Linked DNA regions of Homo sapiens: region 2 is linked to region 1. The links are chromatin loops, found by intact Hi-C in ENCODE. Cell type or tissue: heart left ventricle. All regions are shown on one strand. Each heading gives the region's core, and the rest is flanking DNA. Links, peaks and the distances in the headings are about the cores only. Region 1 has its middle 2.0 kb from the start of LINC00920. Region 2 has its middle 9.2 kb from the start of CDH5.

Region 1 (2,872 bases), core at 252-2,751:
CACACACACACCACCACCACCATCATCAGAGGAACTTACAGAAAAGGGGACATTTATAGATTCCTAGGAATATGCCAAAGCTTTTCAAAGCCTCTATGGACAGCTCATTCCTTAACTTTTCCTTTTAAAATCTTTTTTAGCTTCTTATTTGCCCCAGCCACTATCACTGCCTCAGGCAGCTGCAACGTTAAACAATTGCCACTGATTACTTTCAACAAATAACCTCAGAGAAAAGGCTGTGTGTATTGAATGGGTATCAAGTCAGGTCAAAAGAACACAGCCTTGCAAGTGGAGTTTCTTCCAGGGAACTACCAGACAAGTTGAATAATGACAGTTATCTGGGAATTGGACTTTGCAGAAGCTCCAACCCTGTTCTGATCTGTTTGTCTCTAGACTGCTGGTTTTCACCATGATTATGAATCCACTGGGTTTCAAGGCTACCACAGGTCTCGGGAGAAGGGGATGGGACTAGGGCAAGTTAAAATGCCATCAAGCTCTGCCAGGTGTGGTGGCTCATGCCTGTAATCCCAACACTTTAGGAGGCTGAGGAGGGAGGATTGCTTGAATATAGGAGTTTGAGACCAGCCTGGGCAACATAGTGAGACCCAGTCTCTATTAAAAAAAAAAAAAGGACAATGCCATCAAGCTCACTGTTCTTACCAATATTTAGCTGTTTTAAAAAAAAATAGGTACACCCTGGATTATTGCAAGTTTTTAATTAGTTTTCAGAGTTCTGAAAAAGTTGGTTTTGACAATTTTGGCCAGTATTCTCATTGCTTTTCTCGGGGAGAAGTGCTCCTTACTCAGCCATTCCTGCCAATGCCACCCCTTCCAGCTGGTTTTTAAGCTGTTTTCCCACCTGTCTGAAGTACCTGCTCCCTGAACTCACGGTTGTTCAATCCCTGGAGCCCATGAGATCTGTTCACTACTTCCTTCTCCAAGAAGCCTCCCCATCCCCAAGACACCTCCAGATGAGACAATCTCTGTCGCTCCAACCTTCAAGAGGGCCTGGCTCTGAGCTCTTGGCCACCCTGGTCACCTCCTCTGCTTGGAACCTGTTTACCCTAAGGTAGGAAGAGTGATCTTCATAGTGGAGGAGGGCCTGCCTCTGAATTTGTACATTTTATGGTACCCCAAACCCAGTGGCCTGGAATCTTCTGACCACACTGCACATGCCTGCTCCAGCCAACCCTGGGTCCCAAGCCTACCGAAAGTGGGCAAGGGGAGCAGAGGCTCAGAGCCCTTCCCCTCCCCCAGGCCAAACCTGTGAAGCCAGCATGACCTTCCTCATTTCACAGATGTCCAAGGTGGGACCCAGATGGGGATGAGATGTGGCCAGAGCCACACAGGCAAGTTAGGGACAGAGTTGGGCCTAGACACTCTCCCATTCCCCTAGACCACCCTCAACCGTTGCCTCCTGGGTCCCAGGACAATGCGAATCTACAGACTTCCCAGACCTGGGGGGCTAGAGGCTGAACCAAGGAGCATCGTCCGCGGCTGTTGGGTTGGTAATGGGAAATGACCACTAGGGGGCGCGCTGTGTCAATAAATGCTCAGCCAGGGCCGGTGTCTGCGAGCTCCGCGGCCGGGCATCCTGGCAATCAATGGACCGCAGGTTCTGGGGGTTCTGGACCTTGACAGAGAACCTGGTCTGGCCCTACAACCTGCCTGGGCTCTCGCTACGCTCCTCCGTCGCACCAGGCTCTGATGGGGTAGAGAGAGCCAGGGACCTAGTCCCCCACCTTCCCGAAGGAACGGGGTACCCGCTGTCTCCAGCAGCCCAGCCAGCACCAAGAATCTCGGCTCTCCGAGAGCGGCTGACCTTGGCCGCCGGATCTTTGGATTTGTGAGGGTCACAGTGCACCACACCATCCCTCCCTGCACCGGGTGGCCCTGCCGCAGTGTCCACGCCTCGTCCTCCTGCTCGGCTCCGCCCTATTTTCGCCAAGCCAATCCTGGAAGGTTGACTCTGGGCCAGGAACGGAGCTGCAGTCCCTGAGCGCCCTGGTTTCAAGGCGCCTCCCAGGTCAAGAATCCTTCGAATAAATCCTACTGTCTTCAAGGTGACTGGTAGAGTCTCTGATGTTCACAATCAAAACCTCAGACCACCCAGCAATCCCCCTTCTAGGGATTGCTAAGGACCTCCTAGGGACCTAAGATGCACTGGGTGTATCTGCCTCAGTAAATTCAGTGTTACTTACAAGCAAAAGATTCGAAACAATGTAAATGTCCAACAATAAGAGATTGGTTAGGTAAATTATGGCAAATCCACAAAACACTACCGGGCAACCATTAAAAGTCATGTTGGGACGTGGTGATCTTGAGCTAAATTCAAGGTCAAGGCTAAAAAGCAAAACCCAATGAATTATTTACAGTCAGATCTCAATTTTTTCTAGTAGATATCCATCTTCAGGTTATGAAATTATGAAAAATTTTTATTTTCTTCTCTATTCTGTGTTTTCCAAATTTCCTATAAGTAGTATATATTATTTTTATAATCAGAAAAAAAAAGTTATCTTAATGTTGATTTCTAAGCACTTTTTTGTCACTGGAAAACAGTGAATTGATAAGCAAAATTTATCCCCAAATATCATTTTTTAACACTAAAACTTTCTGTTTTTTTAAAAAGTTGAGTTCACTATTAATGCAACAGACTTTTAAGAATTACCAGCCTGACCAACATAGCGAAACCCTGTCTCTACTAAAAATACAAAAATTAGCCAGGCATGGTGGCAGCTGCCTATAATCCCAGCTACTCAGGAGGCTGAGGCAGGAGAATCGCTTGAACCTCAGAGGCAGAGGTTGCAGTGAGCCAAGATCGCACCACTGCTCTCCAGCCTGGGCGACGGAGTGAGACTGTCAAAAAAAAAAA
Region 2 (2,947 bases), core at 248-2,747, 49 kb before region 1:
CTCAACTCATCCTTGTAATGTTTCCTATTGATATTTTGAATCATTTCCTCACCCTGACAAGACCTCTGGATCCTGACCCTGTTGTCCAGCCCATCCTCCATCCCATCAGGGTTTAAAGAGCCCATTGATTGGATCAGTAGACAATCGTCTTCATCTAAGTTGATGATAAAGAATGCTGGTCCAGACCAGGCACAATGGCTTACACCTGTAATCTCAACACTAGGAAGCTGGGGTGGGAGAATCAGCTGAGGTCAGGAGTTTGAGACTAGCCTGGGCAACATAGAGAGACCCTGTCTCTACAAAAAATTTAAGAGTTAGCTGAGCATGGTGGTGCACACCTCTCGTACCAGCTACTCAGGAGGCTGAAGTGGGACAACAGCTTGATCCTGAGAGGTCAAGGCTGCCATAAGCCCAGGAGGTTGAGGCTGCAGTGAGCCATGATCACACCGCTGCACTCCAGCCTGGGTGACATTGCAAGACTGTCTCAATAATTAATTCATTCATTAATTTTTTAAAAGAATGCTAGTCTAGATGGGCCTGGAATAGAATCTTGTGGCATACCACTGGAGACCTCCCTTGGGGCCAATGTGTCCCAAACTGTATTCCTTGGAAATTTTTGCCTCCCATGAGATGTGAGTATGTGTTTGGGAATAAAAGAGGCTGCAATCAGATGAGATTGATACACAACAGATGCTAAAACAGCGTTTACATGAAGAAGCAAAGACACGACATCTAATGGTAAGCTTCCAGGCTAGAGGCTTTACCTTCCAATAGTACAAGCCCTTAAATCTCTTTTGTCCACTGAGATTTATTTTTACAAAAGAATTCCACCCTGTGAGTGCCCTGAGCGTAGTCAGTCACTCCCTCCTTTCTCAGACAGCTTTACTTCTCTCCGTGCCCTGCCATGGTGAGAACCCCAAGCACATCAGTCCTGAGACATCCTCTGGCGCCTCTTGTCTGGCCCCACAAGAGCCAGCAGGGTGGGGAGCAGCCATTGGATTTGAGTCATACCTATGGGCTCCTATTTAGACCCTGGGCACAGGCTCCAAGAAGCTGTCCCCCTCCCCCACAGCCACCTCAGTTCCCCCAGTTGGAGGCAAGACCCTCTCCTCGCCCCATCAGCCTCCACAGGAGCTTCTGCCCATGGCCAAGAACAGACCAGCTTGGATCACGAAGGACTGAGCACCTGGAATATTCTGTGCTTCTCCCCTGATGTCTGAAGGCGAGTGCAGCCTCGGGCCTGGCCCACAGTGGCTGATGGTGGAATGAGTCAGTGCCCAAGCAAAGGTGAGCCAGCCCCTGCAGGAAGGTCAAGCTCTCCTGCCCAGGTGAATCCCCCTCATCCCGGATCCCTCTGTGCCTCCCCCTGCCTGGGGACCACACCTCATGCTTCTCCTGGGGTTCATGAGTGAACTCCCAATAGCTCTTAAACACGAAACCCATCTTCATTCCACTGTCCTTCTGAAAGGACACCTTTTGGGAAAATGAACCCAAGTGTCCCAAAAGCATCTGCCTGAGCAACTATGAATGATGGCCTTTCCTCTTCCCACGTGTGTCCTCCAGGAGCCCCGTCTTGCCAAGTCCAGAAGAGGCTCATCTGTTCTCATCGCTAGCCACTAGATGGCGACATCAGGAATTGTTTAATTTTCCAAAGAAAGTTGCTTGGGAAACCACACAGTTCTAAATAAAGCAAAAAGCAATGAATGGGAGGAAGGAGGGGAAGTGGAAAGGCAGGGATTTAGAATTCCCCATCCCTTTACATGGCTATATAACTTGGGCACGCCCTTTAATCTCCCAGAACCTATGCACCTGCAAAATGGAGCTAAGAGAGGTAGCTACCTCCTAAGGTAATGCTGGAAGACCTGGGAGCATATTAACCTCCTGGGGAGCTTTACAAAATAGTGAAGTCAGCCAGGTACAGTGGCTCACGCCTGTAATCCCAGCACTTTGGGAGGCCAAGGTGGGTGGGATCACTTGAGGTCAGGAGTTCGAGACCAGCCTGGCCAGCATAGTGAGACCCCCGTCTCTACTAAAAATACAAAAAATTAGCAGGGTGTGGTGGTGCACACCTGTAAGCCCAGCTACTCGGGAGGCTGAGGCAGGAGAATCGCTTGAACCTGGGAGGCAGAGGTTGCAGTGAGCCGAGATCGTGCCACTGCACTCCAGCCTGGGCGACAGAGCAAGACTCTGTCTCAAAAAAAATAAAATAGTGAAGTCCAGCCCCCACCAGGCCAATTAAATCAGAATCTCTACATGTGCCTTCCCCAGATACTACTTGGATGTGGGGAGGGGAGCTGGCCAGGCAGTTCCAGGGCACAGCCTGAAGTGAGGATCTCTGCTCCAGGGCAGCAGTTCTCAAGCTTGGGCATGCATCAGAATCACTGGAATCTCTTAGTAACACAGATTGCTGGGTCCCACCCCCAGATCTTCTGATTCGGCAGGTCTGGGGTGGTACCCCAGGATTTGCTGATGCTGCTGGTTGAGGCCACACTTTGAGAACCACTGTCTTGCAAAGAAAGAGAGACAGTGGGTAAGCTGATGCATATAGAACACTAGGTTGCTTGAGTCCAGGAGTTCAAGACCAGTCTGGGCAACACAGTGAGGCCCCATCTCTACAAAAAAAATTTTTTTAATTATCCGGGCTTGGTGGTACGTGCCTGTAGTCCCAGCTACTCAGGAGGCTGAGGCAGGAGGATCACTTGAGCCCAGGAGGTTGAGGCTGCAGTGACCCATGATTGCACCACTGCACTCCAGCCTGGGCAACAGAGCAAGACCCTATCACCCTCAACAACTGCCCAGCACAAAAAAAAAAAAAAAAAAAAAAAACAACTAGGCTCCATGCCTGACGCAAAGGAAGCTGTGTGGGTTTTTCCTAACAACAACCAATTGTCCAGTTCTCCAACACCACTTGGGTTTCCAACAATTCAAGCCATTTCTGAGCCTAACT

Evidence for each region. A loop is a pair of places that touch in the nucleus more often than their neighbours do. Peaks named below come from ENCODE experiments on the same cell type or tissue, not always from the same donor. Only the 100,000 strongest peaks of a DNase experiment are listed, where the experiment ranks them.
Region 2: it touches region 1 in a loop (2.5-fold over the local background); 14 of 110 quality-filtered maps call a loop at or near these places.

Annotation. Positions count from the first base shown.
Region 1 is chr16:66,405,112-66,407,983 of GRCh38, forward strand. No RefSeq gene overlaps it. Among named protein-coding and RNA genes, the nearest start is that of LINC00920, 2.0 kb to the right of the region's middle. RefSeq lists a silencer at 1,395-1,689 and an enhancer at 1,401-1,470. In heart left ventricle, for the core only: CTCF peaks have their summits at 1,534 (motif pointing right) and 1,737; DNase peaks (open chromatin) are centred at 1,530 and 1,890; H3K4me3 peaks cover 733 bases; H3K27ac peaks cover 790 bases.
Region 2 is chr16:66,356,053-66,358,999 of GRCh38, forward strand. No RefSeq gene overlaps it. Among named protein-coding and RNA genes, the nearest start is that of CDH5, 9.2 kb to the right of the region's middle. In heart left ventricle, for the core only: a CTCF peak has its summit at 1,608 (motif pointing right); no DNase peak of the experiment used is centred there.